2 separate regions of the Homo sapiens genome follow, and region 2 is linked to region 1. The links are chromatin contacts, found by Hi-C or POLR2A ChIA-PET in ENCODE. All regions are on one chromosome and are shown on one strand. The core of a region is the stretch at or near the end of the contact, and the rest is flanking DNA. Distances in the headings are between cores, read along the strand shown.

Region 1 (4,186 bases), core at 877-3,376:
ATACTACCCCACTGGATTGGGAAGGGTGAGGTTAATAGAGAGGGGAGAGGGAGGGAGAACAGGAGAGTATGAGTCATGGTGGGGGTCTCTGGACAGCTGCTCCAGGCCCAGGGCAGAAAGAGGGAAAAAACCAGACACCAAGAGTTTGGGAGGAGGAATTAAGTAGAGACAGTCACCCACAGTTTGTCAGGGTTTTAAAGCCTCAGCTTCATGCTGAGATGGAGTTGTTGGAGGAAGAGGCATCCAGCCACAGTCCTAATCCCACAGCCCCTCATGGAATAAGCAGGGACTTTGCCCACAGACATCTCACATCCTGGTAGCCACTCGCACCTCCCCTTAGGATATTGGTGGGACTTTTCCTACCTCACCCTTCCCCCAGCGGTATCAGGGCTGCCAATGGGATTTGAATTCAAATCCTGAAAGGAGAACACCAAGGAGGAGCTGGCATTTCGGGCACTGTGGGAATGAAGTGGCAAAAATGCAGGCACATTACTTTCTTCAGCTGTCCTTTGGATATCAAGGTCCTTACAGGCTGGAGGGTTGACTCTCGGAGCTCCTCTCCTCAATCTGCTTGGAAGTCTGGGGACCCTGGACAAGCGGGGGTTGGGGAGGGGATGTTAACTACTCACCATCCTGCCAGGATTGAGGAGAGGAGGGGGTGGAAGTGCTTCCCTAGACCTCCAGATGCATCCCTGCTCGGAGGTCCTAGACGCCGGGGGTGCGGCTGTCGGTCAAGAGCACCCCCAGGGTCACTCTGTTGCTGCCTAAACTCTTTCAAGTCGCAGCCCAGGCTCTGTGAGCTAAATGCAACTAGCTTGCAGGGTGGAGAAAGGGGACAGGGCGTGTGTGTTGGGGTGTGTGTTTGTGTTTGTGTGTGTGCGCGCGCGCGTGCGCGCGGTGGGGGGAGGAGGGGTGACATCACAAGGCAGGCCCCTCCAATTCTTTCCCGTGTGTGTGGGGGGACCCAGGTTGCCTACTGCTCTAGTCCAGGACCAGAGACCCCCAACTATATAGCAGGTAAGAGTCTTGAGGGTCACCCCAAGAGTTTTGGAGAAGGGTCTCCGAATACTTAGGAGATGACAACCGGAAGCTCTCAAAGCCCCAATAGGGGTCCCAGCGCCCCCCTAGCTTCAGCTTGGTTTCTTCCACTTTCCAGAGAATTGGAGTATTGTCTCCTGGAGAACCGGGTGGTCGGGATCGTGGACCAGGGAAGGGGCTTTTGCTGGTCGGGGAGCGCCAACTGGGGGTTCATGGGTGGAAAAACTTTCGGATCAAGACGGGGTATAAGGCTAGAGGCGTGTGCAGAGGAGGGGACCGACGGAACGGGGACCCAACTGGGTCTACGTGGGGGCGGGGGCGCTTGTGGACGTCCACCAAATAGCTTGGTATGCAGATGAGATGTCAAGCAGCAGGTAGATGAGTTCAGTGTTCTTTGGCTCACGGGCAAAGTTCTGAGCCGAGCCAAGTTACGCTCCCAGTTCCTAGGCACCGCTCGGTGATCGGGCCTGGGGAGCTGCGACCCGAGGGGCGGATCCAGGTATAAGGGGCAGCTCGCCAGCTGGGTCAAGCGCGGGGGAGGCCGTGGGTTGCTGTGAAAGGAGGGGCAGTGCTGCGGGGCGAGGGAGGGGGCCAGCCGGGGCACCCTCTCCTCTGCTCCACCTCCGCACCGCAGGATACAAAGGGGCCTGTGTCCTCGCAGCTGCCGGCACGGAAGGGATCAGGGCAGTGACTCTTCTGAGCTCCCTGGTTTTGTCTGCAAGGGAAAAAGACTATATGTGGCTCGGTGGCTGCCCTCCATCTCCCAGGAATACAAAGCCTAGGAATACACCCAGAGCAATCCTGAGAGTCTGCCCTTAGTCTGCAGGCATTGGTGCAGAGTCCACCTGCCTTGCTTCCTGCGGTGCAACCTGCGGGAATCCCATTCCCACACGCGGAGGGAGGGGCCTTTAAATGGCGGGGCCAGTACTTCCTTAGGACCGCCTCCTTGGAGTCGACGCAGCCCTAGCTGGATTGGCTTGCCTCTCAGCCAACCGCTATTTCTTTTCCTTCCCGTCTCTTCCCTGGTGACCCCGGAAGTGGAAGTAGGCCCAGGTCGCCGGCGGCCGCGGGGACGGAAGGCGGAAGCAGAGCGTGAGCGGGAGGCGGAGCCGGGAGAGCGGCTCTCGTAGCTCACCCTGGCCCCAGGCCGGGCGGCTCGAGGGGGAGGAGTTACCGCCGTTCTTCGGTACGTCCGTCTTTTTTTTTTTTTTCGTTTTTTTTTGTTTTTTTGAGATGGAGTCTCGCTCTGTCACCCAGACTGGAGTACAGTGGCACGATCTCGGTTCACTGCAACCTCCACCTCCCGGGTTCAAGCGATTCTTCTGCCTCAGCCTCCCGAGTAGCTGGGACTACAGGTGCGCGCCACCACGCCTGGCGAATTTCTGTATTTTTAGTAGAGACGGAGTTTCACCATGTTGGCCAGGCTGGTCTCGAACTCCTGACCTCGTGATCCGCCGGCCTCGGCCTCCCAAAGTGCTGGGATTACAGGCGTGAGCCACGGTGCCCGGCCACCTTCGTCCCTTCTACACAGCCGGTGGGTTCCCTGTTAGTCTTTCTTAGGGGCAGCCCTAAGCTCCGCCCCCAGATTTTCCTCCAGGGCCGCATGGCCCCCACCCATTACTGGAAGTCTGTGGCCCCCTTTCCGGCGGTCTTTCCCATTTTCCTAAGAGTGACCCACCCTCCCCCGACCACACCCTTTACGGTACCTCCCTGTTTCCCTGATTGAAGGTTATAGTTTTCTGGGGAAAGAAGAAAAACTTAAGTGATTTGGAGGAGAGGGGAGGGAGCAAGCAGGGTTGTGGTGAGTCTAGTTTTGGCTTATTGCTAGGAATAGCGAATGCCCCAAAAGAACTTGGGAAAACAAGGGAGGTGGATGAATTAAATGTGTCCACTATTTGAGATTGTTTAATTCCTCTCTTGGTCTCATCCTTGACTGTCTCCACCTTGATATCTGTTACAGGCATCAGAACACACCATGATGGCTGTGACCTAAGACCCTCAGGAAGCCCCGGGGTCATGGCCCAGAAGCACCCCGGAGAAAGAGGGTTGTATGGAGCCCACCACAGTGGTGGTGCCTCCCTCAGGACTTTAGGACCCTCCGTGGACCCTGAAATACCTTCATTCTCAGGACTCAGGGACTCAGCAGGGACTGCTCCTAATGGTACCCGCTGCCTCACAGAGCACTCTGGTCCTAAGCACACACAGCACCCAAACCCAGCCCATTGGTTGGACCCAAGCCATGGCCCCCCAGGGGGTCCAGGACCACCTAGAGATGCAGAGGACCCTGATCAGAGTGAGACGTCTTCAGAAGAAGAATCAGGAGTGGACCAGGAACTCTCAAAAGAAAACGAGACTGGGAACCAGAAGGATGGGAACTCTTTTCTTTCCATTCCATCTGCTTGCAACTGCCAGGGAACACCTGGAATTCCAGAAGGGCCTTACTCTGAGGGAGGAAATGGTTCTTCTAGCAACTTTTGCCACCACTGTACCTCTCCAGCTTTGGGGGAAGATGAGTTGGAAGAGGAATATGATGATGAAGAATCTCTCAAGTTCCCCAGTGATTTTTCACGTGTGTCCAGCGGAAAGAAACCCCCATCCCGGAGACAGCGGCACCGCTTTCCAACGAAGGAGGATACTCGGGAGGGTGGACGTAGGGATCCCAGGTCCCCTGGTCGACATCGGCTGGGTCGGAAACGAAGTCAGGCAGATAAGCGCAAAGGCCTGGGATTGTGGGGAGCCGAGGAACTATGTCAACTTGGACAGGCAGGCTTTTGGTGGCTGATTGAACTGCTGGTATTGGTGGGAGAGTACGTAGAAACTTGTGGCCATCTCATCTATGCCTGCAGGCAACTGAAAAGCAGTGATTTGGACCTTTTTCGAGTTTGGATGGGAGTGTGGACAGGGCGGTTAGGGGGCTGGGCCCAGGTCATGTTTCAGTTTCTAAGCCAGGGGTTTTACTGTGGAGTAGGACTGTTTACTCGTTTTCTTAAGCTGCTGGGTGCTTTGCTGCTCCTGGCTCTGGCCCTCTTTTTGGGCTTTCTACAGTTGGGATGGCGGTTTCTGGTGGGACTAGGTGACCGGTTAGGCTGGAGGGATAAGGCTACCTGGCTCTTCTCTTGGCTGGATTCTCCAGCCTTGCAGCGTTGCT
Region 2 (4,186 bases), core at 1,137-3,636, 1.5 Mb after region 1:
TTAATTAAGCAACAAGCATACCTCTTTGGCTGGATGAAGCACTAGCCATCTCTTGCTTTGACAGGGCTTTTCTAACTTCACAGTTGTGGCCATTCACAGTATGGTATTTCTGAACTAAAAAAAAAACATAGATACAACATGGTATCAGGGTTTAGAATGCCATACAGATTGTGGAACCCTTACTAAATGCCACTATCTGATACTTACTGACAATCTTATCCACGGAGTCATGGTCGTCAAAGGTTACAAAGGCAAAGCCCCTTTTCTTGCCACTGCCTCGGTCAGTCATGATTTCAATCACTTCAATTTTTCCATACTGTTCAAAATAATCTCTTAGGTGATGTTCTTCAGTGTCTTCTTTAATGCCACCAACAAATATCTTTTTCACAGTTAAGTGGGCACCTGGTCTTTGAGAATCCTAATAGGAGAAAAACCATAGGTTTAGATTAGCAAAGCCTATACTCGAATAAAAAATTTTGGTAAGTTTAGAAAACTCCCGAATCTTAAGTCCATAGCAGCACATATCCAAGTAAGTTTAAGAAGAAGAAGAAAAAAAACCCACTCACTTCTCTGGAGACAGCTCTCTTTGGTTCCACAACTCTTCCATCCACCTTGTGTGGCCTTGCATTCATAGCTGCATCCACCTCCTCCACAGTGGCATATGTGACAAACCCAAAGCCCCTGGAGCGCTTGGTGTTTGGATCTCTCATTACCTGAGAACAGTGTTAATTTATGTAACACAAAGTCTGACCGCAAAAGCTTTTGTCATTTTAACTTTGAATAGGGCAATAGGAAACTTTACACCAGCCTTTTATAAAAAGTCGTCCAGTTTCCCACTACCCTAGATTTAAGAGGTAGCTTTTAAAATCAAAGCAGGACGTTCCTTTGCCAACAAAGCTCTAACTATAATGCTATTAACTACTTTCATAAGCATTCGGAGAAGACTGCACCAAGATAAGCCAAGGAAATCGGCTGTTTTACTGCTTTGTCCCTTCCAAATCTTACCACACAGTCCGTGAGCGTTCCCCATTGCTCAAAATGGCTCCTCAGGCTCTCATCAGTTGTTTCAAAGCTCAACCCTCCAATGAAGAGCTTCCTCAGCTGTTCGGGCTCTTTAGGAGACTAGAGTGGGGGGAGGGGGAAGTGTTAAATGGGCTACAACACGAAACAATTTCCATCGAGGAAAAGAAAAACTAGACACCAACTGTGTACCTAGCACTTATTGTTCGTTCAGGTCGCAACAAGACACGTGCTTCTGCCTATCAAGGGAGGCCGTATGCTGGAGTTGGGAGTGCTAGGAAATCGCAAGCGCATGCGTCCCTAGTCGCCTTCCGACGCACGCGCAACAAAGGCTTGGGCGGTAGGGGTGCATCTCCACAATGGGACTAATCGCTCTTTAGAAAACTCGCTCACCAAGGCAAGGTTTAAAAAAAGACAAAGATCCTGTGTGCCTAAGAATTTTGCTACGAGTAACGAGTCCCGCATGATAACTCATGGTTGGCGGAGAGCGGCCTCATGGCGATCAAGAGGACAAAATGGCGACTTGAACTTTGGGAGGGGTAGGCCGTGGCAGCGACCGAAGGAACTGTAGAATGGGCTGGTGCAAGGAACGAAACCCAGCAGCATCTTACCGATTCAGGAAAGGGAGAGGAAAAAATTCAAGTGGGAAAGCGCGCCTAACTCACCTCTGACTTAGACATGACGGCAGGGTGAAGAGAGACTTTAACGATGCTTCTTCGGCGGCGTCCACGGGCAGAAAGGAGCAAGCTGACGAACGTATCTGCCAGCCTACCTTCGCCCTCTCTTTTTTACCCCGCCTCCTCGCTTTCGGCATTGGTAGACTCCGCCCTGGAACAGCTCTGATTGGATACTTGAAATCGCTTCCCCCTGCTATTGGCCTGTGGTGCCACATTGCTGTGTAACGTCATTCCTTCGGTCGTTCTACGCCGTCTCCACCCCTTGGAGTCCATTGGTTCCCGAGTAATGTTATTGTTAACCAGTCTGATTGGCCAACCGACCAATCATTCACATTTGAATCTACCTTGGGTGTTTAACATCTTTTTAATCTTCCACGCGCAAATATTACAGTCAAGTCGCTTGGCAAAGCATGATTAACACTATGTATTAGACAAGCAGCCAGGAGGTAACAATTTTTTTGCAATGAACTCTTGTTGACCGCACGTGTAGTAAAATGGCGAGTTTTGCGCAGGCGCATTAAGAAGTTCCACCTGCCTCTGAGAACACGTGAAATGGCGGGCAGGAGTAGGCAGTGAACCTACGGCGCCTGCGTGTTGGCGGGAGTTTGTCCTAGCTTTGCGCATGCGTAGTGGGCGGAGAAAAAAGGTCCGGTCCCAGGATTGGTTGCGCAGGCGCAGGGAAGGATCCGTTTTGGCGGGCGGTTGGCGTTGCGCAGAAGGCGGCGGCGGTGGTGGCTTGTGGTGCGGCCTCACCATACAGGAACAGGGCAGACGTTAGCGTGAGTGATCACTCTCAATCCCGGGTAAGTGGCAGACAGTCTTATCTACCCATAGTAGGTCTTGAACTGACTCCATTTGGGCCCGTTATTGTGTGAAATGAATGGACGGCGGGGTGGGGGGATAGTGAAGGGGCAGCGGTGGGTCGGGCCAACCAATAGAAGAACAGGGGGCGGGATGTTTTAATCCCCGTAGGTTCTTTGGAGCTGTGCAGCCGAAGACTTTGACTGGCTTGTGTATAGGCCAATTGGGTCTGCCTTGAGCTGCCGACTGATCGGCCCTTGGGCCATCGGAATGTGGGAGACGGGTTTTCCCCTTCTGAGCAGCGTCTCACTGAGCCAGTGAGCAGGAAGCGCGCGGTAGGTTGGGCTTCTCCAGGAGGCAGCGGTTTGACTCCAATGGGGAATGCGGGATCGGGCGGTTAAACGGATGGAACGAATCTGGAACCAGTAGACGGACAGCCTAAGGAAAGCGCTGGGACCAGTCGTCCAATCGGCTCTCCAAAAGAGGGAGGTCTTCGATTTGGGGTTGTGAGGAAGGGGAGTCGGTGCCTGTAATGGCGTGTGAGGGTGGATGTTTTATCCACGATGACTTCTCTAACGAAGCCTTTAGGCCTCAGTCCCATACACCTCCTTGAAAGCGTAAGTTTGCTCCTGTATTCCTCGACTTGAGCATTTTTCCCCCGCCCCCTCACCACTTGAGGTTTGGGGAACAGGAGTTGTTTTTTTTTGTTTGTTTGTTTTTAAATAATACTTTCAGAAGTCGCTTCTTTAGGAAGACTGTTAAAATGTTAGAACGAATGGGAGAAATCTCTATGTACTGTCATGGAAAGGCGTTCAAGAAATATCTCCTTCCTGATAGTGCATATTTCTACTGACAAATATGTTTGTAGGTCCACAGAAAAGTTTTGGAAAGCTACACACCAAAGTGTCAATCCTAGGGACACAGTAGGATCGAGGCAGATTAGATCTTTAATGTTTAAAACTTTGCAAGGTTAATAATTTGTGATTAAAATTAAATAAAAAATGAAGTCGATTGTTTTGTGTTTCTAGTCATAATCACATACTTACAACCCCTTTTCTGTTTTATGTAATCCATGTGCCCAGTGCTTTTATTTTAGTCTCTTTCTCCCGGGAACTTTCATATATTTCTTTTCTTTACACCATTGAAGATATCCTAAAGTCCCTCTTTTTGCTGTTCCTTTGAGGATATCTGACTTTGGAATAAAAAAGAAACAAAGAGGGTAATATTTAGGGTTCTGGGGACAGAAGATTCATCCATCACCTGGATTATTCCTTGCCTTTTAATTAGATTTCCTTCGAAGTGTGTTTTACATGCAGTCTATCTCCTTTTGGTAATGCCCACTCTGCTTATTCCAGGATCTTTTGGAGAAATAAATAAATTTTGATAACATTGGCTGTATCAGAGTCTTACTGCTTTATTCAATAATTTATTCAGGATCAAGGGAAAATATTTAAATACTGAAAATCAACTACCTATGAAATACACTTATAATTAGAGACCTTTCCGACTTTATACCAAAGACAGACGATTTTAATAGCAGTTTATGAACAGAGGAGAGATTTCCATGTTCTCTGGCACTAGCAAAAGGACAAACCTATAATTTATACCTGGCTGTAAACCTATTTGTAGGTATGCTAGTAATGGAGTTGCTGAGCTTCTGAGAACTAAAGTGATACTGGTTAAGGGTA

Evidence for each region. A loop is a pair of places that touch in the nucleus more often than their neighbours do. ChIA-PET counts read pairs that join two places held with the same protein, here RNA polymerase II (POLR2A). Pooled maps may share reads with other maps.
Region 2: a loop to region 1 is called in a pooled map, with 11 times the contacts of the local background. The contact joins the promoter of CBX5 here to the promoter of DNAJC14 in region 1. A Hi-C loop is called at or near these places in 9 of 50 pooled maps. POLR2A ChIA-PET finds 5 or more read pairs at or near these places in 3 of 52 experiments (CD4-positive, alpha-beta T cell, MCF 10A and Panc1).

What each region holds. Positions count from the first base shown.
Region 1 is chr12:55,827,527-55,831,712 of GRCh38, reverse strand. It overlaps DNAJC14 (DnaJ heat shock protein family (Hsp40) member C14), which reads left to right and starts at 2,126. Exons shown (of 7, transcript NM_032364.6): 1 at 2,126-2,224; 2 at 2,999-4,186. The coding sequence starts at 3,055. It also overlaps the pseudogene TMEM198B. RefSeq lists enhancers at 659-858, 813-1,550 and a silencer at 2,079-2,188.
Region 2 is chr12:54,278,322-54,282,507 of GRCh38, reverse strand. CBX5 (chromobox 5) reads left to right here and starts at 2,386. Exons shown (of 5, transcript NM_012117.3): 1 at 2,386-2,500. HNRNPA1 (heterogeneous nuclear ribonucleoprotein A1) reads right to left here and starts at 1,782. Exons shown (of 11, transcript NM_031157.4): 1 at 1,686-1,782; 2 at 1,006-1,122; 3 at 567-713; 4 at 208-418; 5 at 22-114. The coding sequence starts at 1,700. SCAT2 (S-phase cancer associated transcript 2) reads right to left here. Exons shown (of 2, transcript NR_157844.1): 2 at 3,445-3,856. RefSeq lists enhancers at 503-1,261, 2,004-2,063, 2,074-2,163, 2,454-2,503, 2,022-2,781 and 1 more and a cis regulatory region at 687-2,987.